Regions from separate parts of the Mus musculus genome. Here all the other regions are linked to region 3. Evidence: chromatin loops called from intact Hi-C (ENCODE). Cell type or tissue: left cerebral cortex. All regions are shown on one strand.

What was found. A loop is a pair of places that touch in the nucleus more often than their neighbours do. Peaks named below come from ENCODE experiments on the same cell type or tissue, not always from the same donor. Only the 100,000 strongest peaks of a DNase experiment are listed, where the experiment ranks them.
Region 1: a loop joins it to region 3, with 3 times the contacts of the local background. A loop is called at or near these places in 19 of 42 quality-filtered maps.
Region 2: a loop joins it to region 3, with 5 times the contacts of the local background. A loop is called at or near these places in 35 of 42 quality-filtered maps.
Region 4: a loop joins it to region 3, with 3 times the contacts of the local background. A loop is called at or near these places in 11 of 42 quality-filtered maps.
Region 5: it touches region 3 in a loop (2.4-fold over the local background); 11 of 42 quality-filtered maps call a loop at or near these places.

What each region holds. Positions count from the first base shown.
Region 1 is chr7:29,036,993-29,041,992 of GRCm38, reverse strand. It overlaps Ryr1 (ryanodine receptor 1, skeletal muscle), which reads left to right. Exons shown (of 106, transcript NM_009109.2): 85 at 1,100-1,188; 86 at 1,284-1,412; 87 at 1,501-1,605; 88 at 3,565-3,646. Among named protein-coding and RNA genes, the nearest start is that of Gm38979, 9.9 kb to the right of the region's middle. In left cerebral cortex, CTCF peaks have their summits at 600 (motif pointing right), 2,220 (motif pointing right) and 4,546 (motif pointing left); a DNase peak (open chromatin) is centred at 2,212; H3K4me3 peaks cover 538 bases.
Region 2 is chr7:28,864,747-28,869,746 of GRCm38, reverse strand. Lgals7 (lectin, galactose binding, soluble 7) reads right to left here. Exons shown (of 4, transcript NM_008496.4): 2 at 4,828-4,916; 3 at 4,012-4,213; 4 at 3,463-3,667. The coding sequence ends at 3,554. Among named protein-coding and RNA genes, the nearest start is that of Lgals7, 2.9 kb to the right of the region's middle. In left cerebral cortex, CTCF peaks have their summits at 191 (motif pointing right), 1,803, 2,006 and 3,646; DNase peaks (open chromatin) are centred at 1,911, 2,045, 3,587 and 4,690; H3K4me3 peaks cover 537 bases; H3K27ac peaks cover 1,586 bases.
Region 3 is chr7:28,793,759-28,798,758 of GRCm38, reverse strand. It overlaps Rinl (Ras and Rab interactor-like), which reads right to left. Exons shown (of 12, transcript NM_177158.5): 5 at 3,865-3,937; 6 at 3,717-3,781; 7 at 2,955-3,101; 8 at 2,413-2,868; 9 at 1,813-2,106; 10 at 1,518-1,649; 11 at 1,036-1,199; 12 at 1-949. The coding sequence ends at 905. n-TKctt24 (a tRNA gene) reads left to right here and starts at 4,699; the gene lies at 4,699-4,771. In left cerebral cortex, CTCF peaks have their summits at 1,885 (motif pointing left) and 4,683 (motif pointing left); DNase peaks (open chromatin) are centred at 1,913 and 4,683; H3K4me3 peaks cover 789 bases; H3K27ac peaks cover 495 bases.
Region 4 is chr7:28,970,608-28,975,607 of GRCm38, reverse strand. Eif3k (eukaryotic translation initiation factor 3, subunit K) reads left to right here. Exons shown (of 8, transcript NM_028659.3): 5 at 939-1,005; 6 at 1,382-1,459; 7 at 2,951-3,076; 8 at 4,170-4,236. The coding sequence ends at 4,201. Among named protein-coding and RNA genes, the nearest start is that of Eif3k, 8.8 kb to the left of the region's middle. In left cerebral cortex, CTCF peaks have their summits at 2,346 (motif pointing right), 2,545 and 2,752 (motif pointing left); DNase peaks (open chromatin) are centred at 2,298, 2,757 and 3,459.
Region 5 is chr7:28,958,272-28,963,271 of GRCm38, reverse strand. It overlaps Actn4 (actinin alpha 4), which reads left to right and starts at 940. Exons shown (of 21, transcript NM_021895.3): 1 at 940-1,253. The coding sequence starts at 1,089. In left cerebral cortex, no CTCF peak of the experiment used is centred here; DNase peaks (open chromatin) are centred at 881, 2,426 and 4,774; H3K4me3 peaks cover 3,586 bases; H3K27ac peaks cover 2,265 bases.

The sequences.
Region 1 (5,000 bases), 240 kb before region 3:
AGCCAGTTTGGTCTATAGCGCTAATTCCAGGACACTCAAGGCTATACAGAAAAACCCTGTCTTGAAAAAAAACACTAAACTAATTAATTATTTAATATAAATAAAAACAATTGAAGCTGGGTGTGAGGGTAGCACAGTTGTAATTCTGGTAGGTGAGAGTCTGAGGTAAGAGGGTTTAAGGCTAGCCTGAGGCACTCTCCAGACTGTCTCAGAGAAACAGAAAGAGAAGCTGGTTAAACAGCTCAGTGGATAAAGGACTTGATGCCAGGTCTCGTGACCTGAACTCCTTCTCAGGACGCACTTGGTGGATGGAGAGAGCTGACTTCTAGCCTTATTAGCATCCAGCATGTATTAGCCCTCCCCTGCTTCACCTCAGGAATAAACAAATGAAAAAATTTACAGGATTCACTGTAGCCTTGAATGGCCTGGAACTTGCCCAATACACTAGGCTAGCTTCAGACTCACAAAGATCTACCTGACTGTCTTCCTAGTGCTGAAATTAATGACAGGGACTATCATACCCATACCTAAATAAATGAAAAAAAAATTTTTTTTCGTGTGTATGGGTATCGAGTATGTATGGGCCCTGTGTGCATGCAGTTCTCGAGGAGACCAGAAGAGGGCGTCAGATCACCGGGGACTGGAGTTACAGATGGTTGTGAGCCACTATATGGGTGCTGGAAATTGAACCCAGGACCTGTGCAGGAGCAGCCAATGCTCTTAACCACTGAGTCATCTCTCCAGGCCCATAAAGTAATCTTTTAAAATTTACAAAGAAAGAGAGAGAGGAGAGAGAGAGAGAGAGAGAGAGAGAGAGAGAGAGAGAGAGAGAGAATAGGAAAGAGAAGTGGGGGGCTGAATCCCCACTGCATTTGCTGCACGGAGAACCTCCGCAGTGTCTTTAGATAAATGTCAAATATCTAAGTGACCCTCCATCCCTGTGTGGCACACATACTTCATACTTCCAAAGGTAATTTCATGACTTCCGGCACACAGTAGGCATGAAATATGAACCCTGATCCTAACCCTAAATGAGCAGACACCATTGTCTCCCCAGACACAGGCGCTCACTGAATGAATACATGTTTCATTTCCTCAGATTTCCAAAACTACCTACGGACACAGACTGGGAACACGACCACCATCAATATCATTATCTGCACAGTGGACTACCTCCTGCGGCTGCAGGTGAGGAAGGGTGGCCCAGCCCCATGGGACCTGAGCCAGGGGCCCGAGGGACCTCGCATGGCTCCAGCATCCTTCATGCCCTCCCGGACCCACAGGAATCCATCAGTGACTTCTACTGGTATTACTCGGGCAAGGATGTCATCGAGGAACAGGGAAAGAGAAACTTCTCCAAAGCCATGTCGGTAGCTAAACAAGTGTTCAACAGCCTCACCGAGTACATCCAGGTAGGGTCCGCACTCGGGGACCTGCGGAGGCGGAGCTGCCGGCATCCAGCGCTCCTGCTGAGGCTTCAGGCCACCCTTTGTTCCCCAGGGACCCTGCACCGGAAACCAGCAGAGTCTGGCGCACAGTCGCCTCTGGGATGCCGTGGTGGGCTTCCTGCACGTGTTCGCGCACATGATGATGAAGCTGGCTCAGGTTTGAGTTCGTCTGAGAACAGCTCTTTCCCTCCAGCCATCCCCTAGAATCCCCTGATCGGCCCCTGTCCCACTGGTCGGTCCCCTAGTGCTCTGCGCATGCTCCAGACAGGTTCGCTCCCTATGGCCCAAACCCCTTCTGAATTGGTCGTCTGCATGCTTTTTCCTCTTTCCCACTAAACTGCTCATTTCCCACCTATACTTCCACCGGTTTGACTTTGGAGCCCATCCCTCCCGTCCAGAACTCTTCTAGGACAGGTTCATACCATTTTCCTTCTAATGAGGTCATCCCAGATTCTTCCAGCTCTGGGGAATAGGATGGGACTATGTTGCTAGGTTAGGACCTGGGGCTGAAGCGTTCCTTCTTTTACCCTGCCTGCGGCAGAAGACTCCCGTGCCAAGTACCCATGATGTAAGGATCCTGCTCCCAGAATACTTGCCTTGCTCCTCTACAGCTTCGTGAATGCCTCGCGCACACCTCATCCATTTTGTGCTTCTGCTTGGTCGCCTTAGTCAAAGCTTCCATGTACAGTTATGCGAGTTTGTGCTCCGCGGGCAACCACGTGGCGCTAGACACAACCTAACCATTGCAAATATATTGGTGCAGTACAATAACTGTCCGGCAGGTGGCAGACAAGTATTCCATATAATTTCCCACAAAGCAGTGTCTTAAGAAAGCAGAGACCTCCTAATTTGTCCAGAGTGCCATCTGACTATGAAAGGAATTGAACTGAAATTTTTCAGTTTCTCAGTACAGTTGGCCGTGTGATGTTGCTGTAAACTTTAAATATTGGTGGAAACACACTTTCAAGTATTATGATAATTCATCAGCCGTACTCCAGACACACGTGATAAGGGATATTCAATACAAGGAGCTGGAAGTGTGACTCAGTCGTAGAACACCTGCCTAGAATCATTTAGTTAGGGCCTGAGAAAAAATGGTGCTAGGCTTCTCTTCACCACACTAGCAGCTCCAGGCTGTGTGAAACAGGTCTTTCCTAAAAGTTTTAAATAAAAGATCCAAGATTCTCTAACTGCTATCTTGGGTCATGTGCTTGCCAGTGGTCTCAGCCCTAGGGAAGAAAGGTTGGCCAGACCCACTGATGTATTCATTCCTAGAGCCATGAGTTAGCCCCATGAGCTCTGAAAGAATTATAACTCACCCCCTCAACTGTGACATCTAAGACAGGCTCGTGGGAAGGCACAGAGCCCAGGCCCACTTAACCTAGAGATACTTGCTTCCTAGTTTGTTGAGGCCTTGGGTCAGAATACCAAACTTTGAAACCATGGGTTGCATTAGGGTCAGAATGAGCGGCTCACAGTGCAACCAGGTAGCACAGCTCATGTGTAAGTCATGAATGGCATGTGCATGTGACTCAGTATAGTACAGATGCCACCACGGGGGACTTTGACAGAGGTTTCTGTGAGCTCCCACATTGGACACTGCGGTCAGGCATGTACTATGTTCTTAGGCTCCCCCAAATGGCATACCAGAACTTGCACAGCTGTCCACCTCACCTGCAGCCTTTCCTCTTGCACCTCCTCACGGTCCCACCCACCCATCACAGTTAGCTCTGGCATGGCCAACCGCCCCATAGACCAGGCACCAGGCTGGAATGTTATCCTCCTAAGATTTGAGTCTCTGTCCACAGTATCTGTCCCTGTCTGTCTGTCTGTCTGTCTTGCTCCGTCCTGAATGTCTGCTCTCCAAGACTCACGGCTTCCTGATCTGCCAGCCTCATACCCCACACACATTTGCCCCTGGGTGCCAACCCCACCCCACAATCTTGTCTCTCTGCCCTTCCTCTGCTTTCCGAGGAACATGTTTGGACGCGGGTTCCCTCAGAGGTAAGAGAAAGGAGGAAGAGGACTTAGGCCCCACTGGATAGGTGAGGGAGCCGGAAACCAATGGAAGGCATGCTGCAGGGGGCAGCCTCTCACATCTCTGTATGCCCTACAGGACTCCAGCCAGATAGAGCTGCTGAAGGAGCTGCTGGACCTACAGAAGGACATGGTGGTGATGCTGCTGTCCCTCCTGGAAGGTGAGCACTGGAGGCGGGGTAGGGACCGGGGTGGGGTGCAGGCAAACCCAAGAATGGGGCTACCACTGAGCCCCATCTGACATTATGCTAGGGACAACGGTGATGAAGAGGTTGCCATGCAAGAGTCAACAGACATCTTCTGACTATATGAATGCTAATTTATTGATTCCACACAGACGTTGTAATAAGATGAGTTGCCTGAAGACTTTTATCTGTGAACTTAAGATTTATTAAATAAGCCGGCAGTGGTGGCGCACGCCTTTGATCCCAGAACCTGGTAGGCAGAGGCAGGCAGGTTTCTAAATTCAAGGCCAGCCTGGTCTACAGAGTGAGTTCCAGGACAGCCAGGGCTACACAGAGAAACCCTATCTCGAAAAACAAAACAAAATATTTATTAAATAAACCAATATAGTACATGGGTAGTGATTAAATATATCAGTTTTGCTGCATAACAAATAGCCACCAAATTTAGCAACTTAAAACAAAGCCTTTGATTTAAAATAATAATAATAATAATAATAATAATAATAGCCCGACTTACATGGTGAGTCCAGGTCAGCTTGCCCTAATGAAAAAACTCTCTCTCAAAGAAACAAAAACTAGAGCTGGAGCAGGCTGGAGAGTGAGATGGCTCAGTGGTTAAGAGCATTGACTGCTCTTCCAAAGGTCCTGAGTTCAATTCCCAGTATCCACATGGTGTCTCACAACCATCTGTAAGGAGATCTGATGCCTTTTGTGGCATGGAGGCATACAGGGAGATATAGCACTCATATATTCAAAAAAAAGCTAGAGCTGGAGAGATGGCTCAACAATTAAGAGCACTGGCTGCTTTCCCAGAGGATCTGGGTTCAGCTCGCAGCACCCACACGGCAGCCTGTAACTTCAGTTCCAAGATCCAGTGCCCTCTTCTGGCCTCTGAGAGCACTGCACATATGTAGCCTACAAACATATGTAAAAGCAAGCACCATACACATAAGATGATGATGGCGACGATGATGATGATGACAACGACGGGTACAATGGCACACAACTGTCATCTCAGTGCACAGAATGCTGAGAGGGGAGACTTAAGAAATCAGAACCATTCTAATCTACGTAGAGTTTGAGACCAGCCTGGACTACATGCTATATGCTACAAAACAAAACTGTATTTTAGCTGAGAAACATTTCTTGCATCTCTCCCTCCCTCCCCCCTCTTTCCCTCCCTCTCCTCTCCTCTCCTCTCCTCTCCTCTCCTCTCCTCTCCTCTCCTCTCCTCTCCTCTCCTCTCCTCTCCTCTCCTCTTCTCCTCTCCTCTCCTCCCCTCCCCCCTTCCCCTCCCCTCCCTTCTCCCCTCCCTTCCTCTCCCCTCCCT
Region 2 (5,000 bases), 71 kb before region 3:
GGGGGAAGTTAGCTAATGTGAATACATCTCAAAGTCTGCAGAGGGAAGACCCCCTCTGTGAAAACTTGGAGCACAGCGTGTGTTTTGAAAATTTCCCCCTTTTTTCTATTTCCTTTTTTCTTTCTTTCTTTTTTTTAAAAGATTTATTTATTTATTATATGTAAGTACACTGTAGCTGTCTTCAGACACTCCACAAGAGGGCATCAGATCTCATTATGGATGGTTGTGAGCCACCATGTGGCTGCTGAGATTTGAACTCAGGACCTTCAGAAGAGCAGTCGGTGCTCTTAACCGCTGAGTCATCTCTCCAGCCCCCTCCTTTTTTTCTTTTTAATAGCATCCCATTACATAGCCTAGAACTCACAAGGATCCACCTACCTCTGCCTCCCAATTGCTGGGATTGAAAGCATGGACCACCATGCCCTGCCCATTTTTGTTTTTTAACACATGCATGTGTGTAGATGTTTGCATATACATTCATGTGCCAGAGGCCAGAAAAAGGAGATGGATCCCTGGGGCCGATGTTTTGAGCTCATATTATTGACATGGGTACTGAAAAATGAACGTAGGTCTTCTGCAAGAGCAGGTATGTACTCTCAGGCACTGAGCCATCTCTCCAGCTCCTGAGAGTGTTTAGAAACATCAGTGGTTTACTGCTATCTACTGCAGCAAGGTGCACAGACCCCATTCCCCACTGTGCCAAGACCGCTGCTTAGTTAGCATTCTATTTTGAATATTTCTCAAAGGGACATCGTTTTTTGTTTGATTTGATTACTCATTTAGTTTTCTATTTTGATTTATTTCTGCCTATCGAGGCAAGGTTTCTCTGAGTAGCCCTGGCTATCCTGAAACTCGATCTGTAGACGAGGCTGGCTTTGAACTCAGAGATCTGAGTTCAGAATATATATTCTGGGCCAGACAGACGCTACAGTGAGTCCTGCCTCCAAAACAATAAATAAGTAATAATTCACTCATTTAATAATTCACTCATTAAGGGACATGGAAGATGGTTAGTATTTAAGGTGCCTGCGTGATGAAGATGATCAAAATACCGTCTTCTGGAACCTACATAAAAGCCGGGTGCGTTTGGCAGGGCTCCTATAGAAGGCAGATGATCATAGGCTCCTCAGAGCAAGCTGACTAGCCACCCTCCCAGCAGGAAAGAACAAGGAGCTGGAAGACTATCTGAGACTTATTCATTAATAAGCTGAAAAGTGGTAAAGGAATTTTTTTTTCTTTTCTGAGAAAGCACCGGCCATCCTGGAACTCACTCACTCTGTAGACCAGGCTGGCGTCTGCCTGCATCAGCCTCTCAGGTGCTGAGATTAAAGGCGTGTGCCACAAAAACACACCATACACAATAACAAACAAAATAAATTAAATTTACTTTAAAAAGAAAAAGAGGGCTGGAGAGATGGCTCAGCAGTTAAGTGCACTGACTGCTCTTTTTGAAGATCCTGAGTTCAAATCCCAGCAACGACATGGTGGCTCACAACCATCCGTAATGAGATTTGACGCCCTCTTCTGGTGTGTCTAAACATAGCTACAATGTACTTAGATATAATCTTTTTTTTTTTTTTTTTTTTTTTTTTTTTTTTTTTTTTTTTTTTTTTTTTTTGGTTTTTTCGAGACAGGGTTTCTCTGTATAGCTCTGGCTGTCCTGGAACTCACTTTGTAGACCAGGCTGGCCTCGAGCTCAGAAATCCACCTGACTCTGCCTCCCAAGTGCTGGGATTAAAGGCGTGCGCCACCACTGCCTGGCAGATATAATAAATCTTAAAAAAAAAAAAAAAAAAAAAAAAAAAGAATTAACTCGGAACATTGCTTCGGTGTTGCCAGAATTCTTTTCTACCACTAGGGGGCGCCCGTCCATAGCGCGGCTTTTGGGTATTCAGGGTGCGGGCAAGGTGAAGGGTCTCCAGCGGAAGGCCCCAAGGGCAGAAAACCTTGGGTAGAAGAAGAACAGGACCCTGAGGATCTGGCCTCCAGGGTCCCACTGAGGCCTCAGAGATTCTAGGGAGTTTCCTGCGCCCGCGTTGATCCAGGTGATAAGATGGACAGTGGCCACCAGGGGGAACTGTCGTTTGTGCTCTAGGCCTGGGCACAGATCTGTGGCCTGTCCCTCTTGGGCGTGTCTCTGGAAGAAAGTTCTAGAAAGAAGGCCAACGTGGAGCTCCAACCTGCTGCCTAAAGTGGAGGCCACAGGGAGGGCTTCCTGGTCTCCAGCGAGAGCGGTGTTGGCTCCGGGGCCCCGCATCTGGTGCTTCCCTGTCGGAGCCTGAAAATAAACCGTGGCTGTGCCCGGCCACGGAAATCGCTTATTTATGGCAGGGCCAGGGAAGTTGGTCGGGATCGTCAATTCAGGACCGCACGACCTGTGTCCAAGGGGTGCATGACTGCGATGGGGACCTGCTCGCTACGCCCCGCCCAGCTCAGAGTAACATCTGCTGGAGACATTGCGTCTGCCCTGGGGGTGTGCGAGTGGCGACCTGTTTCCAGGCTGGGAGAGGCTCCATCCTGTGGGAGATGCCCATCCCTGCCTGCCCTGGCACCTCCAGGAAGCCCAGGAAGTCGTAAGTTTGGGATGTCCAGATGAGAGAGATAAAATGGAACCCCCCCTTGTCATTTAATTAACTAATTTATCTAACTACTTATTGAGACAATTCTGTATCCCAGGCTGGCCTGGAACTCCGGGCAATTGTTCTGCTTCAGCCTACCAAGTGCTGAGGTAACTAACGGGCGTGAGCCACCAGGCCCAGCATTTCCCCTTTTTCAAAAGGAGGTATTTTGGTGGCCTTTATAAAGATGACATAGTGTAGTATAACAGTACCCCCAAATGTTAGCAAGCCGCCGGAACACAACGGCTTGCTGTGCAAAAGGCACTTGATGCTTTTTGCGTTAGACCTGAGTTCAGTTCTCAGTACCCACGTCGGACACCTCACAACTCCTTGTAACACCACCCTTTTCATTTATGTACACCTACCAGAGACGGACAGACAGACAGACTGACAGACAGAGAGAGACGTGCGCGCGCACACACACACACATTTTTTTGGGGGGGGGGATTGTTTTTTTTTTCGAGACAGGGTTTCCCCGTATAGCCCTGGCTGTCCTGGAACTCACTTTGTAGACCAGGCTGGCCTCGAACTCAGAAATCCGCCTGCCTCTCACACACACACTTATAAAGTAACTGGTGTGATCGTACTCCCTGTAATTTCTGCCAGTACTTGGGAGGCTGAGACAAGGGAGTGGCCACAATTTAACCGACCTGGGTTACACAGCCTGACTTTTTACCCCCACTCCCACCCCATACCTGATCGCTCCCCAAAGGAAACCCTACTGGGCCCCTGCGCAGCAAGTCCTGAACAGCGTCTCAGACACAGGCTCACTTTGCCCCTGGGTTACTATGTTTTTCTCTGAGTCTCAATTTCTTCAGTCACACATAAAGGACACAGGCACAGTCAGAACTACAGCTACACTTTATTCGCCATCCAAAACCCTCCTCTGCGATCCTACACCCCCACCCCTACCCGCCACGCCCTTGGGTCCTTGCTTAGAAGATCTTCACTGAATGCAGCTGCACGTCTCCGCCCACCTCCACCAAGCGCACGCGCGCGGGCGGCATCCGGTGGTGGAAGTGGAGATATTCGTCATCCCCGACCACAGCCTGCAGGGTGAGAGACCAAGTTAAGACTGGATGCGGGTCCCGGTCTGTGGCCCCGGAAGAGGCTAACTACACCCAAGCCTCCCTCTCCCCAGAAGGAAAATGGGTCTGTTGTCCATTGTAATGGGACACAATGTACTGCTAGGACACCCAGTCCCTGAGCACTTGGCTCTTGATCTCTGTTTTGTCGCTCTTAGAAGCAGACCTGGAGAGGGTCTCTGGAGGCCCGTGTCAGGTCTGGGCCTGGGGTTCCAGTACCCCAAGGGCTTTCCCGCCATCCTCGACAGCTCAGTCCCCAGCATTTGGCTCTAGACCTGGGTCTGGAGTGTTCTCCTTCAAAGACCCACCTTGAAGCCTTCCTCTGTGGCGATGAGGAGCACTTCAAAGGGCTGCCCACGCTCGAAGGGGATGCCGGTGCCTCGCTCCTCACGGCCCCATTTGCCTTGTTCTTTGGTGTTGAAGACAACCTCGGAAGTGTCCAGCCTCGGGTTAAAGTGCAAGGCGGCATCTGCTCCTTGCTCCTCACCGCATAGCAGGTTTACATGGAACCTTCGGGGACAGTAAGCCTCAAAGATCAGCAACCACCATGTGCAAGTTATGTGGTTCCACCGGCACACCCACACCCATAGGGAGTCCCTGTGTTTGTAGCCAGGATCCCCCTCATTTCCAGAGCCTGGAGCTGTCCTAGGTTGTGGGATGGCCTGCTGTGCCTGAGTGGGGTTCAGGGAATCGCACTCCAGATAAGCAGAGTTAATAGCAAGGGACCCCACTATTCCAGGTTATCAATATTCCCACAAAGCCCAAGGTCTCAATTTTAGTAGGTCATGGACTTGATGACCGGGTACCCTGGGCATCCAGGGTAGCTTCAAGATCCAAGAGAGATTTTCATTGTCCTGGAAAACTGGACATGGAGATCGTAGGACTAACCAGGGATTCTTATTATTGTTCTAGAAGCCTACATTTTTAGGGAGACTTGGGCACACCCACCCACAAGTCTTGGGGAACATCAGTGAAAATATCCAAATTAAGCTAGCAATAGGGACTCCAAGACTCCACATGGCAAACAAGGTTCCAGGGACACCATATGTGGGCTCTAAGAACCAGGGTTCAACTGAGCCAGGAGATGCCCCACCCACCCTTTCCCCTGGAACCTGGGATATCACCTGCCAGCCTGGTCAGGGACCATGCCTCGAATTCTCATGACAGTGCCCACGCGGACGCCCTGAGGCAGGGAGGTCTTGTGCTGGGTAGCCTGTAAGAATTGGGTGGGGCAAGAATGAGAACCAGGGAGACAAAGAAACAGACTGGTCAGCCCCAGCTAGGAACTCCAGGGACC
Region 3 (5,000 bases):
AGCCCAGCATCTCCCGTCTCTCTTGTTCCCATCCGTTCGTTCTCCTTGTCTCCCGCATGGCGTGGGTGCTCCTGGAGTCACAGACACAGTCCCCGGGGCACTGTCCCTCATTTTATCATCTTCAATGATGGCTGAACGAGCTGGGTGGTGGGGGCACACACCTTTAATCCCTGATGTCTGAGTTCGAGGCCAGCCAGGTCTACACAGCAAGTTCCAGGACAGCCAGGGCTACACCGAGGAGCCCTGTCTTGAAAAACCAAAACAACAAAAATAATAATAATAGCTGCACAAACACTTTTGCCAAATACGGTCACAGAGATTAGGGCAGTGATATGTTTTCAAGGCACATAGGTGTTCCTAAACACCTACTATGTTTCAGTGCCACAGTGTCCTCATGGTCTTGGCCTCAAGTACTTTTTCCACCTCATTCTGCTGTATAGCTGGAGGCGTAAGCTCATGATGGTCCCTGTACCTCTGCCACCCTCCTAACTACATGAGCTGCAGAAGAATCCAGAATAAGCTCCCATCTCAGGTCCAGACATGCTGTCATTTTTGTAACGATCACTTGACCAAGTTAAGTGTCACAGTCACAGATAGGATCAGGATGAAGACACCTTTGGGGACGGTGCCTTTATTCTACCTGCCCCAAAGAGATTCAGGCGAGAGGGTTGTAGTTGTAGTACTGTCTGGGTGTGGGTTTTGTTTGCTGGGGAGCGCCTCGTTGAGGTAACATCTGGACAGACCCGAAGGAGGTGAATTGAGGAGGAGGAAGTAAGACATTGCAGGAGGCACGTCTCCTTTCCTGCCCTGCCCTCCATGCTGACCCAGATGCCTCCAGAATCTTGCTTAGCAGAGGAGTGGGTCAAAAGGTTCGGAAGTGACTGGGGTTTGAGAACTCCAGTTTTCATGGGTCCCCTATTGCCCATGGCTCCTCAAAAGGCTGGTTGGCCTGTGGGGAGAAATGGGAGGCTGTGTCAAAGGGGCATCAGAGACCACCGCCCCTTCCACCTGCATCTGCATAGCATAGGTGGTTACCTGGGCTGTGGGCTGGGCTTGCTGGTGCAGTGTCCGTCTTCGATGCCACTGGCGCAGGGAGGCCCGGGCCTCGGAGCTGAGCCCCTGGGGTGCACGGCCAGTGTCTGGCTGGTAGTGAGCAATGTGGTAGAGAGCCCCAAACCACGTGGTCAGATAATACCCAGCTGGGGGAGAGAAAATGAGGTCATCATAGCCCTACTGGGCTTCTCTGAGTGCCCACTCTTTTTTTTTTTTTTTTTTTTTTTGGTTTTTCGAGACAGGGTTTCTCTGTATAGCCCTGGCTGTCCTGGAGCTCACTTTGTAGACCAGGCTGGCCTCGAACTCAGAAATCCGCCTGCCTCTGCCTCCCGAGTGCTGGGATTAAAGGCGTGCGCCACCACGCCCGGCGAGTGCCCACTCTTTTTGAGGCACATGAAGCTGGGGCTCATCAAAGGCACCTGCCTTCTTCTCAGTGTCTGGGCATCTCAGAAGAGGGAGCTCACCTTCTCCTCGCAACTCCCCTGGATCCAAGAGCTCCATAAGAAACTCCACATCCAGCTGTGTTTCCCCAATATGTGGACTCCAGATCAGCTCCTCGGTCAGGGCAGGTAAAAAGGCGTCAGCCCCCAGGGGCTCTAAGGAAGCCAGAGGACGGGTCATTAGTTTGGCAGGGGTGCACACAAACATCTTCCCTTCAGGTCCCCAGGCCTGAGTGGGCGCCTGCTACCAAAGGGGGCTACCCTTTCCCTGGACGTGGGTACCCACCATTAAATCACTCTAAGTCCAGAGGTCTTTTACCTTTATTCTCGCCACCGCCTAGGCCCGCGTAGACGTCGCTGCACACCGCCAGCAACAGCGCCACCTTGCGGCGCGGGGCGCACGCCGCATGCAAGTGAGCAAGGCGTGCGTGGATACGGTTCCGGTTCCGCAAGGCCGGGCTCTGTCCCTCAGGCCCCGCTCCTACCCTCAAGGCTATTTGGCGCCTGCGCAGTCGTCGTAGTTCCTGGGCTCTGAGAGTTCGGAGTTTGGTCCACAGGGCGGGCTTCAGGGGCTCTAGAACCGCTCGACACAGGGCCACCTCCACAGCGGGGCCTGCAAAGCGTGTGGCGTGTGAGGACCATGCCACCCTGATCCCTAGTCACTCTGTCTCCTGCTCCAGGCTATCTACAAAGTGTAGGCAGGATTTGGGGCCTGTGGGGAATGTATGAACACTCCCAAGGATGGGGCAGAGGAGGTCTAGCAAGCAATGCACGTGTTAGGTGGAGCCATGAAGTAATAGCTATATACATGAACAAGTGTGCTTGCCCTTGGGGACTCAGAGATTACATGTGAACACATACAGGACCAACGCATGGCACCCTCAAACCTTTGGGGGAGTTTCCCTCCAATTCCCATTACCAAGATCTTCTTCCCGAAGGATGCTAGGTCCCCTGTTCCCAAAGACAGCTCTGACGTCGGGGTCTTTTGCCAGGTAATTCTGGAGGTCAGTGAGGAGCTGGCGCACATCCTGAAGCAGCTCTGTGGCCGGGTCCCCTGGGCTGTAGGGATTTCCAGAATCTGAGATGAGGCGTGCCCGAAGGCATCGGTACTGCCTGGCTACATAGCTGCTCCGGGTCCTGGCCAGAGCACGGATGTGGGCAGTGAGCATATCCTCGCAACCTTCCTCGTCTTCATCTTTGTAGCAGTCGTTGTTCACTTCCTCCTCTTCTAGAGCAGGACAGGAAAAGTGCACTTCCGACCCAAGGGAGTGAGCGTCTGCTCCAGGATGATGCACTTCCTGTCCAGTATGGTGAGCTTCCGGTCTCAAAGGGTCTTCCACCCAGGAGACCCGGTGTGGGGTGGGCTTCCTGGGGGCTGGATGGGAGACGCAGGTTGGCTTATTACAGTGCCGTTCATCCATTCCCTCATCTCTCAAGGTCCCCGGGCCCCGCCCAGCCAACCTAGACTGTATTTCTGTCCAGTCTCTGGCTCTGTTTGCTGTGGAGTCTCTGTTCCCCAGCCTCCATGTGTCTCCAGGTAGAGCTGGTTCACTACAGACAGCACCCTCCCTGAGGTGTCCACCTGGATGCAGCCAAGCCGATGGGGATCTGAGGGTCAGCGGAAGAGACAAGGTGTCCCAGGTATATAGGGGGCACCAGGAGACTTCATTCCCATCATCCTTCCTCACTTAAGACCAAGAATGCAGTCCCACTCCCACCCCTCCCCCACCCCCAGCTCCCAGGCCCTCCTGTTAGATCCCAGGATCGATCTTATCCCCTCCAATCACAGCTGACCCTGCAGATACCTCCTTCTCCTCCTCCTCCTCCTTCTCCTCCTCCTCCTTCTCCTCCTCCTCATCTTCCTCCTCCTCCCTCCTCCTCCTCTTCCTCCTCTTCTTCCTCCTCTTCCCCCTCCTCCTCCTCCTCCACTCCCCCCCCCCCTTCCTCCTTTCCCTCCTCTTCTTTATGGTTTCTCAAGACAGGGTTTCTCTGTCTTGGAGCTCACTCTGTAGACTAGGCTGTCCTCGAACTCACAGAAATCCACCTGCCTCTGCCTCCTGGGTGCTGGGACTAAAGGCGTGGGCCACCACCGCAGCTTCTTTTCATTCTTGCCCCACTCCCAGCTTCTTTCAAACCCAGTTAGTTATCTGGTCCTTTAGATCCAGTCTCTCTGGACCACAAAGAGGCAGGTTGGGCTCTCCTTCCTGGAGCAGTGGACCTCACCTGAGTGATTATCTCCAGCCCCCACAGTAGGCGTGGGCAAGAGCAGGGTCCTTGGCAAAACGTCCCTGAGTTAAGAGAGAGGGAAGCCTTGGTATGGATGGGTATCTCAGGCAGAAGGTCCCATGTCCCTCTGCCAGATGACCTGTACCTGCTGGCTGACAGAAAGGCCAGGAGATGGGGACAGTCGGGCATGCAGAGGTTGGAGGATTCCAGGGACACACCTGGTGAGGGGAAGAGAAAGGGGAGTTACAGGGTGGCCACTGCACACCTCACCCTACCCTGTGGCCCAGCCTCCCCACACTCCTACTCCCCATCCCCATACTCCTCCCTCAGAGACAGGTTGTTTCCACCACTGGGAGTTGACGTCATTTTCTCTCTCGATGTTCTGACACCAAATAAGTTAACTCATCAAAAATGTTTTCAGTTTTTGTTGTTGTTGTTTTGTTGAAACACTGTCTCACTGTTTCTCATAGGCCAGCCTGGTCTACAGAATGAGTTTCAGGATAGCCAGGGCTACACAGAAAAACCCTGTCTTGAAAAGCCATAAAGGCTGGGCGTGGTGGCACACGCCTTTAATCCCAGCACTCGGGAGGCAGAAGCAGGCAGATTTCTGAGTTCGAGGCCAGCCTGGTCTACAAAGTGAGTTCCAGGACAGCCAGGGCTATACAGAGAAACCGTGTCTCAAAAAACAAAAAGAAAGAAAAAGAAAGAAAGAAAGAAAGAAAGAAAGAAAGAAAGAAAGAAAGAAAGAAAGAAAGAAAGAGAGAGAAAAAGAAAGTAAGAAAGAAAGAAAGAAAGAAAGAAAGAAAGAAAGAAAGAAAGAAAGAGAAAGAGAGAGAGAAAGAGAGAAGGAAAGAAAGAAAAGCCCTAAAGAAGAGGAGGAGGAAGAGGAGGGGGAGAAGGCAGTTGTGGTAGGAGGGGATAAGATCACCTCTTTGGGGCTGGAGAGCACCCTCTTGTGGTTAAGAGCACTGACTGAAGAGCCTGGATAGCTCAGTCGGTAGAGCATCAGACTTTTAATCTGAGGGTCCAGGGTTCAAGTCCCTGTTCAGGCGGAAAGATGGTTCTTTTGTGTTTGAATAAGGGAAGAGCAAAAACCTCAGTCAACACAAGAATTTCTTTCCTCAAAGGGAATAAAAATAAACCAAGTAAAAATGAAGTGGGCTCAGTAGGGAAGCCATCCTTTAAAAAAAAAGGGGGGGGGGGGCTGGTGAGATGGCTCAGCAGTTAAGAGCACTGACTAAGGTCTTAAGAGGTTAAGAGCACCGACTAAGGTTCCTAAGG
Region 4 (5,000 bases), 180 kb before region 3:
TCTGTGGTACCCTCTGCTCAGCTTTCAGCACACACCATCTCCTGTTAGACCCACAGTAACCTTGGCCTTCAGGTGTCCAGTTTCCCGTGCAGACAAGGCCAAGGGCTTCCAGGATAGTTGCTCTCATAGGTTTTCTCCCAACTTAATGGCTTCCACCAAAGTGAAGCCCTTCTTTCTCCAACTCTTGTTCTTGTGTTTGTTTGTTTGGTTTTGGGTTGTTTTTTTTGTTGTTGTTGTTTTGTTTTTTGTTTTTTTTTTTTTGTTTTTGTTTTTTTGAGACAGGGTTTCTCAGTGTAGCCTTGGCTGTCCTGGAACTCACTCTGTAGACCAGGCTGGCCTCGAACTCAGAAATCTGCCTGCCTCTGCCTCCCAAGTGCTGGGATTAAAGGCGTACGCCACCATTGCCCAGCTCTCCCGCTCTTGTTTAAGGGAGTTTTGCTGAGAGTAAAAACCTGGAGGGGTGAAGGATGAGCTGCAAAGAGGAAACTTCCAGGCACAAAGCCGCACAAAGGGCCTGAGGTAGGCAGGTCTAGTGAGGAGACCCTTGTGGCTGAAGGAGATGGAGGCAATGGAAAGTGTACAGATGACCTGCCTGGGTGTGTGTGTACACATTTACCTTCTATGATTTGGTTGTTGGACTTCCCAGCCAGGCAGAGGCAGGTGGATTTTTTTAGTTCAAGGCCAACCTGGTTTTTCAGGGCCAGTTCCAGGACTGCTAGGGCTACACAGAGAAACCTTGTCTTAAACCAGAGACAGGGGCGGGCAGGTGGGCAGGCAGGCAGGCAGGCAGAGGCACGATCTCCTGTACCCGGATTGCTCACACCTGCTGACTCAGAACTTTTGATCCCTCCTGTCTCAGCCTCCACAACGTCAGCACTGACTGGTTAATGCTGAGTGATGGTGCTAGTGTTAATACTGGGGCATCCTTTCTTCCACAGCAAGCCCTGGATGAGAACATGGACCTTCTGGAAGGCATAACTGGCTTTGAAGACTCTGTCCGAAAATGTGAGTCCTGGGAGCCTGGGTTCCCGAGGGCTTAAGGCAGTGTAGCAGGGACTTGGGAGAAGGGGGATTAAAAATGAGGCAGACTGGGCCTTGTGCAATAGCCAATTTTATTTAGAGCATAAGTTTATATTCTGAAAGTTAAGCATGGTCATACGAGCACAGTTCCCAAAGTTCAAGCCATATACAGCCCCGAGGATAAAGCTGCGCTTGGAAGTGGTTTTTTAATAACAGAAGCAGCTGTGTGTAATCTGGAGCAAGCCCTTGCTGTTTACTACACCTGCGGGGGACACAGAAGAGCCCTCAGAATTCTCACACAGCTCCGTTCCTGGATTACGTGCCAGCGGCCTCTTGACTGTCTTTGTTTTGATTCTCACAGTTATCTGCCACGTGGTGGGCATCACGTACCAGCACATCGACCGCTGGCTGCTGGCCGAGATGCTCGGAGACCTGACTGGTGAGGCCTGGTGCTGTTTCTGTCAGTCTGAGAGGAAAAGGTGGTTGGGGCATGGGGCCTCAGGCAGCTCAGGGGAACCCACCGCACCTTTCCGAGGTTGTTACCTGCCCCAGAGTGTGGGTGAGGGTTTGGTATAGGATGTTGCCTTCTGTATCTCCATGAGTTCAAGGCCAACCAGGGCTATGTAGTGAGACACTGCCTCGAAAACACCCTGACCAGGTGTAGTGCTGTCCTCCTGGAATTCCAGTTATAGGAAGCTGGAGCAAGAAGATTGTCTGGAATTCCAGGCCAGCCTGGGCTATAGCATGAGCCTCTGCACCAACCAGTTAACAGATGCACATGTCAGACAGTGGTCCTGATGCTGACCTTGGCAGTGAATAGGAGAGCTCAGGCCCTTTTCATGGATGGAGCGAAGTGGAAGCATCAGCACCTTGTAGTTGGTGTTGCCAAGGGTAGCAGGGCTGCTTTGGAGGGATGGCATTCGGCCTCTAGAGGAGGCCAGTGTGGCCCTCCTGCAGCAGGGGCCTGCCTGTCATGTGTGCTGTGCCTGCGTGCCCTGGAAGCATACACATCTCTGGAGAACTTCCGTGGTCTGTCCTCTGGTGACAGGACATGGGACGGCTCTGAGAAGGCCCAGCCTTGATTACAATGAGGTTCTTAAAAGGTCCCTCCAAACCAAAACCCTCAGCACTTGAGTTTGCAAAAAGTGGCGCTGGGCCGGAGAGAGGTTCGGCAGCTGTGAGCATCTATCTCCTGCTTGATGCGGAAGAAGGTTTGCGGGGTCCAGCACCCATTGTGGGCGGTCACAGGCACCAAGAAATTCCATGCAGTTTCTCACCCTGGGAGCACCTGCGTACATTCACATTTGCGCACACAAATGAGTACACCATTGCTCTCCTCAGATACACCAGAAGAGGGCATCAGATCTCATGGTTGTGAGCCACCACGTGGTTGCTGGGAATTGAACTCAGAACCTCTGGAAGAGCAGTCAGTGCTCTTATTCGCTGATCTCCCCAGCCCTAAATAAATGTTTTGTCTTGTTTTTATTTTTAAAATAAATAAATAGTATTGTTAAGAAACTAAGGGAACCTGTGCCTGGAGGCACAAATTCTATAGTCCTGGTACTTGGAAGAGAGTCGGGAGTATTAGGAGTTTACGTCATGATGAGTCCAAGCCAGCCAGGGCTGCATGAAATCCTGTCTCAAAAAAAAAAAAAAACCAAAGCCAAAACCAAAAACCTACAGAAAAACCCCTATGTGACTAGGAGAAAGAGGCTAGTGCGCCCCCTGGTGGCCAAGTGGAGACTGAGCCCCAGATTGCTGGCTTTGCCCTAGAGGATCTCTTCTTCCGAGTCCTGCTGCTGTCCAGGCAGGAGTTGGCCTAGAGCAGTTAGCAAAGGGGGCTTGGCCTGCTCAGCCCCGATTCCTCTGCCTCCAAAGCCCCTAGTGTTAGGGTTCAGGCCACCAACACCTCCGCCCATGTCACCTGCAGACAACCAGCTGAAGGTGTGGATGAGCAAGTACGGCTGGAGCGCTGACGAGTCAGGGCAGGTCTTCATCTGCAGCCAGGAAGAGAGCATTAAGCCCAAGAACATCGTGGAGAAGATTGACTTTGACAGTAAGTGGCCTGGGGCCGCAGACTGTAGGGAAGACAGTGTCCTGGTGGGAGAGCAGTGCTGGGTGTGCAAAGCACGAGGCAGAGCCTGTATTCCTGGACTGGGAACTGTCTGCCAGATTCCAGGTTGCTGGCCCAGGGAGAGACTGTGAGGGATGCTGAGTAGTCTCCCCTGCTGGATGTGAGCCGTCCATGTTCTCTCTCTCTCTCCCCCCCTCCCTCCCACCCCCCGCCCTGGCATTCCTCTAGACCAGACTGGCCTCAAACTCTACCTACCTCTCCCTCCCGAGTGCTGGAATTAAAGACTTGTCCACTCAGGGCTGTGGCTCTCGATGAGTCATTTGGTCCCACCATAAGGTAGTTGCTCTTGTTCTAACTTGGAAACTATTAGAACTGGCACAGTGCCTGCCTCCTCGTGTAGAGAGAGCCAGGCGCAGAGTGAAAGGCAGTGACAGCCGTTCCTGTCACATTTTGAATAAACAGTCTTATCCCAAAAGAGGAAAAAGTAGGTGTGGTGTCTTTGATCTCAGCACTCTGGAGGCTCAAGGCCAGCCTAGCCTACCTAAAGTGACACAGGCATTTAGCTAGGTGCCCTGCTTCATCCTTCTCTCAGAGGAAGTGACCTGAAGTGGGGAAGGACAGGGACACGCCTCCTGCTAGGGCTCCTCCCCCTTCTCCCAACTTTGGCTCTGTTGAGGGCCACCAGCTGGTCAGTGGCCAAGCTGAGCATCAGTGAGCTGTGTCACTTCCCACTGGGTGCTCTGACCTCTACAGAAAGTGTCCACCATGCTTGGGTCTCAGAAGTCCACACAGTTCTATCTGCAGTGGAGAGCTGCCGGCCCGGCCAGTGTCCCTCACATGGACCTAGGCCAGGGCTAAACACATGCAGTACTTAGTGCCAGACTGGTCAAGCTCTTCTTTTAACTCTAATCCTGTACAATAGATGGCTATGCTATCACCATATCCAAGACCACTAAACAGGACAGCACCAGACTACCTTTGTGGTGACTGTGACCTGGCCCTGAAGGACAGCGGCTCCCTGGGAGGTGGCTCTTCCTCTCTTCACAAATTCACCCTGTTTCTTCCTCCTCAACAGGTGTGTCCAGCATCATGGCCTCCTCCCAGTAAGCCAGTGTGCGTTAATAAAGATTTGTTCACTCCGCCCTATTGTCTCTTGCCTGTACCCTCAGAGAGCCAACTTGTGGCCCAAGCTGGGGCCCTTCCCTCTTCTCGGGCGTCCCCCATGCCACTTCCTCCTTTGTCCCACCCTGCTGCCTTTCCCTGCCCCTCCTTTTCTGACCTGTGAGTCAGTGCAGGATGGGGTAGGCTGAGGCCAGTGAATGGCCTTGGGAGGTGCCGCCCTGGGGCCCTGGGCTCCTCAGAGAGGAGAGCAGAGCATGTTCTTGTCTTTGACAAGTCACCTGCTTCTGGGAAGGAGAGCTTAGTGCTTCCTCGGCTGGCAGGGGTGACAGCCTGCACTTGGGAGGTGCAGGTAGGAAGATCGGGGATCAGAAGCCACCCTCAGCACCAGGCTCTGTCTTTAAAAGGGGGGGCTGAGCGGGCCTGGTGGCGCATGCCTTTAATCCCAGCACTCAGGAGGCAGAAGCAAGCGGATTTCTGGTCTACAAAGTGAGTTCCAGGACAGCCAGGGCTATACAGAGAAACCATGTCTCGAAAAAAAAGAGGGGGGGGTGGTTTGAGGGGGTCAGTCCATAAGCTTTCTGCTGCTCTAATAAAAAGATGTGGTGACACACTTGTAACCCCTTCCACTGGGGAGTCTGAGACAGGAGCTTCCCCGAGGTTAGCTGGCCAGCCTCTTTAACCACGCTGCTGAGCTCGGAGGCCAGCAGGGAACCCTGATTTAATTGGTGCTAAAGCTATATTCAGTGTGGTTCGGTTCTGAGCATCACAACACACATGTAACCGC
Region 5 (5,000 bases), 160 kb before region 3:
GAATGAAGATAGACAAGTCCAAAAGGACCCCTTGCCTTCCCTGCTAACTAGCTATCCCAGTCCAATCTAACTCGACGTATCTTTGAAAGAGTTTCTTTAAATATCTACCTTTTCCCTTTTCCCAGAAGACTTTACAAATCCAGCCCATTCTAGAGTTTCTTTTCTTTTCTTTTTTTAAGACAGGGTCCTCATGTAGCCCACACTAGATTCAAACTCGCTGTGTACTAAGTAAGTCTGGCCTTGAACCCTCCTGTCCACACCTCCAGTTGGGATCTAAGGTATGTGTCACCATGCCCAGTTATTTGTTTGCTTGTTTGTTTCGAGACAGGGTTTCTCTGTGGAGCCCTGGCTGTCTTGGAACTCACTCTGTAGACCAGGCTGGCCTCGAACTCAGAAATCCACCTGCTTCTGCCTCTAAGTGCTGGGATGAAAGGCGTGCGCCAACACTGTCCGGCCCACCATGCCCAGTTTTAAGCTCGATTATTTATTTAATTTAAGACTGGTCTTCCTGTGTAACCCAAGCTCCAACATGTTATCTGTCGTTCAGTCTCTGCGGCCTGAGAACAGAGATCCCACGTTCCATCGTGCAAGGTTTATAGTATATAGTTTCGAAAGGGTGGGGACTTTTCCTGACTTCTTTAATGCCAAGGCAGAAAACACGGTCTCACACATAGCAGGCAGCCAAATAAATCTTGATTATGTCTGAATGGCTGAATGGGAACACATTCCACCCCGAAACAGGTTAAAGCCGGATGAGGAGCCCCGCCTTATGAATCATTCATGACTTGGGCCCCGCCCACACGGGGTGACGCGCGCGTTCCCGCTAGAAGCGCCTGGGCTCCCACGCTGGGCGGGCAGCCGGAGGTGCGTTCTGCGCCGGCGCCGAGAGCCCGGGGCCTCCTCAGGTGCGCGCGCGCGGGAGGGCGGCGGCGGCAGCGCAGTGCGCAGGCGCGGCAAGTGAACTGCGCAGGCGTCAGTCTTGGGCGGGCTGAAAGCAGCTGAAGCGGCGGCCGAGTCGGAGCCTCCGGCACAGGGGCGGGAGCTGAGGCGGTAGCGGACCGGCTGGCGGGCTAGCGAAAGGCGGCGGAATGGTGGACTACCACGCAGCGAACCAGGCGTACCAGTACGGCCCGAACAGCGGCGGCGGCAATGGCGCGGGTGGCGGCGGAAGCATGGGCGACTACATGGCCCAGGAGGATGACTGGGACCGGGACCTGCTGTTGGACCCGGCCTGGGAGAAGCAGCAGCGCAAGGTGCGCGGCCCGTGACCCGGGCTGGGTGGCGTCCTGCGCGTGGCGGGGAGGCCTGGAGGAGGGTCCTGGGAGACAATTGGCGGGTTCGGGAACGGGTTTGCAGTCCCGGAGAGGGATTACAGAGCTTAAGGAAGCAATTGGGAATCTGGAGGGGGAGGGGGGAAGTGGCGGCCAGGTAGGAGACACGGGGAACTGGGACAAACGAGATGATGATTCGGGAGGTTGCAATGGAACTAGGTTTTAAGGCGAGATTGTTGGATCAGAGGAAGCATTGATGGGGCCCAGGCAAGCAATGGGGTCCAGGAAGGGAATTGGTGAGCCTGGATAGTATTTGGTTTGGGAATCCTAGTATGGAGGAGATAGTCTGGAGTGCAGAGAGTCTGAAGAAGAGATTGGAATTGCAGGAAGCCTTAGTGTGTGTGTGTGTGTGTGTGTGTGTGTGTTGGGGGGTGGTTCTAGAAGAGATGAAGAATCAGGAAAGGTAAAAAGGGGGCACTAAGGAGAGGATTGTGGAATCCTGAGACAGGGAGGGGGGCCTGCATGGGCTAGGGTGTGTGGTGAGTAGGTGTTAAGATGGTCTGATGGGACTAGGGGTCTGAGAAGGTAGGTGTTCAGGACAGAAGTTAGGGGCCTAGGAACAAAAAAGATGTTTGTGTGAGGAGGGTGAGATTTATTGAGGGCGCCTTGCTGTAAAAAGAAAAGGATAGGGGCGTAATTAGAATTGATGGGGAGACCCAAAAGAGTGTGGGTGCTTTGAAGAAGGGAGAGGTAGTGAAACAGTTAAGGTTCCAGGTTCACGGGGAAATAGTTCAACAGTGAGAATAGTGGAAGACAGTAGGAGCAGGGATGGAGGATAATGGGAGGGGGTTAGTTTGGGAAAATGGAAGTCTGATTAGGAATGCCTGATTAAAAGACTTGGGGGTTCATTGAGTGAGGAAGAAATGAGTGTTCTGGGAGAGTAGTGTCTTTTGATGGGGAGGGTAGGTGAAGGGGTATTAAAATAGTATTTCCTGATGGTATTTAGGAGTGTGGGGGCGATGCTAAAGGGAAGCCACAGTATGGAGTGGAGGTCAGAGTAGGAGGCCAGGAGTGGAGATGTGTTGGGTGGTTGAGAGGGAAGCTAGGAGTGATGGGAGAGAGGGTGTGAGTGTATGCAGAAAGAGCTAAAGAAGGGTGTGTTGAGTGGGTGAGAATGTGGGGGATGGTTCGCAAGAGTGTGAGGAGAGTGGGAAATTAAAATTGAAGTTAGAAGCTACTTCATGCTTTCTAGAGGTTGAGACTTTTTTGTAACTTACTGATGGGCACTGTGACTTCAGGACAAGACCCTTGCTCTCAGGGCGATCAGGAATGTGCTTTTGGTGACTCTGCAGACGGGATGTGCGTGGAGTTGGGACTTTGGGAGTTGGGAGCGGGGCCCTGAGGGTGTGGGAGAGAGCCGGTTTGATGACATTTACCAGATGCCCCCCCCCGGGGGGGGGCAGGGAAGTTGCTATATGGCTGGGTCCAGTCACCCAGTCTGGAGGGTCAATGGTGGGAGAAGCTGCAGTGCCTGGAAAGCCTGAGGTGGGACCTGGTGTAACTGTGGCCCAGTCGGACTGTCAGCTTGTATGCTGTCTGCAGTCACTAGGGGGGTGGAAGTCTGCAGTGTGTAAAATAGCTGAGGAGTGGTAGCTGGGGAATGAGTGCATTTTGAAAGGCAGGGGAGATCTAGTCTGGATCTCAACAATTATTTATTGCCTGAGGCCTTGAGAGGAAAAGGTTGAAAGTTGCCAAAAGACTTGGAAAGTTGGAAGGAAACGGGTCACAGCGTCCGCTTTGAGAATGTCTTGGATCTTTCTTTTCTAATGTTTAGGGAACTGTGCAGTGCCCCCCCCCCCCCCTTTCCTTAGATAACTGGAGTAGGGGTCATCCTCCTTTCACAAATACCAACCTCTGGTGCCTCCTTTTTTTTTAGCCCCTCTCTTTAGGGTGGTGAGGTTGGTGTGCATTCAGACCCTAGGCAGAACCAGGACTCACCAGAATCCCCATGGCTGCCTGTGTCACTTTCCCCTGCTCCTTCCTGGTTCCCTTCCTTCCCAGCCAGGAAAGGTTGAGAACAGGATGGCTCACAGTGTTCTCTAACGTTGCTTCAGCGGCTCTGAAAAGGCCCTGCTCTAGTATGCTTGCTTTATAACCTACTCCAGCAAATATTTACACTTAGCTGTTCTTTAGGAGAAAAGAATTGCTTCACCTCTCCACCCTGTCCTGCATAACTAAGCTCTCTGGTGCCGTGGGGTTAGGAGTTATGAAAGGAATATACCAGCCAGTGCTTTTTATCTCTCATACAAGAGCTCTCAGCCAAACCCCCAACAGGATCGCTAGGACTTTTCTGTTTTGTTTTATGACTGGGCCTTATCCCACGTACCAGAACAACTTCTGTAAATGTGAATGACAGGCCTTTCTTGCCTCTCCAAGGCATATAGATAACTCCCACCACAGGGACAGTGATAGTCTCGTATGTACCTGTTCACACATTCAAATTCTGTGGCCAGAACAGCTGAAGCAGGGGCTGGCTCAAGTCAAGAGTCTGTCTCTTACCTGAAAGCCCTTCACTCTGAATTCTAGGCACCCCTATACCCAAGACATTATCCATAAGGAAGTTATGCAGCAGGTGTTTCACAGGGCAGCCTTGAACATTTGTGGGAGGACAGGGGACTGAGCTAGTTTTCAAAAATTATTATTGTGTCGTTTTAGTCTGGGTTTATGTTCAGGTTTTCCAGAGTCCTGGGCTCAGGTGATCCATGTGCCTCAGCCTCCCCGAGTACTACATGGAACTACAGGCCTATAAAAAATTCTTGAGCAATTGAGTCCTAGTTCTCTTCCCTAGTTTGTCCCATCCAAGTGCTAACCAATCAGACCTAACCCTTAGGATAGTGTGACTGAAGAGTACTTTCCTAAAGTGACTTCTGTAACATCTCTTGTGGAAGGGTGAGAGTTGTCCCCAAAGATCTCACAGCAAGAGGAAATGCCTTGTTCTGAGCTTGAGTGTTCATTAGCACGCCATTGTTTGCAGACCTGAGTTTAGACCCTGACCTTTGGCTCAGGCAGTATTAAATGTGAGTTAATTATTTGAAAGCTCTGATAGTGTTTTGATTTTCTGTAAGCCATTCCTCCCCCCACCCCCATTTTTCTTTTCTCCTTTTTTTCTTCCCCTCCTCCACCCCCATTTTTCTTTTGGACTGATGATGAAGGCCCCAAAGTAGCCATCTGGTATTTTGCTCCATTACTCTAATTGCTCCCCTCTAAGGAGCTGGCTAAGACTAACAGCTCCTTAGCAGCTTTCAAAATTAAATAACATACTTACAAAAAAAAAAAAAAAAAAAAAGTAGCCAAACTGGGTTGTCCTCTGGAAACAAGATAAGTATGTGAGTTGGGTGAGTATATACTGTGTGTGTGCTCTCTTGGGAGAAGAGAGGAGGAAACACCTCAGCTGCCAGTATCCTGTTCCTCCCACCCTCCTGGAAAATGTGTGGTGTTCTCCTGGAAGACCAGGACTCAAGATCTTGAGTCAGACAAATCTCAAGTTCAGGGCCTGCCAGCATGAGCAAATATGGGGAGACCTTTATTTCAAAAAGCAAGAAAAAGAAGTGAAAAGTTGCTGGGAGGATAAGGTTTCCTCACACTTGAGAGCTGTGATCTGGCTGTGGCCCTGGAGTAGTATCTACCACCTCACCTAATCCTAGGCAGTCCCGGGTATGTGTTGGGGGT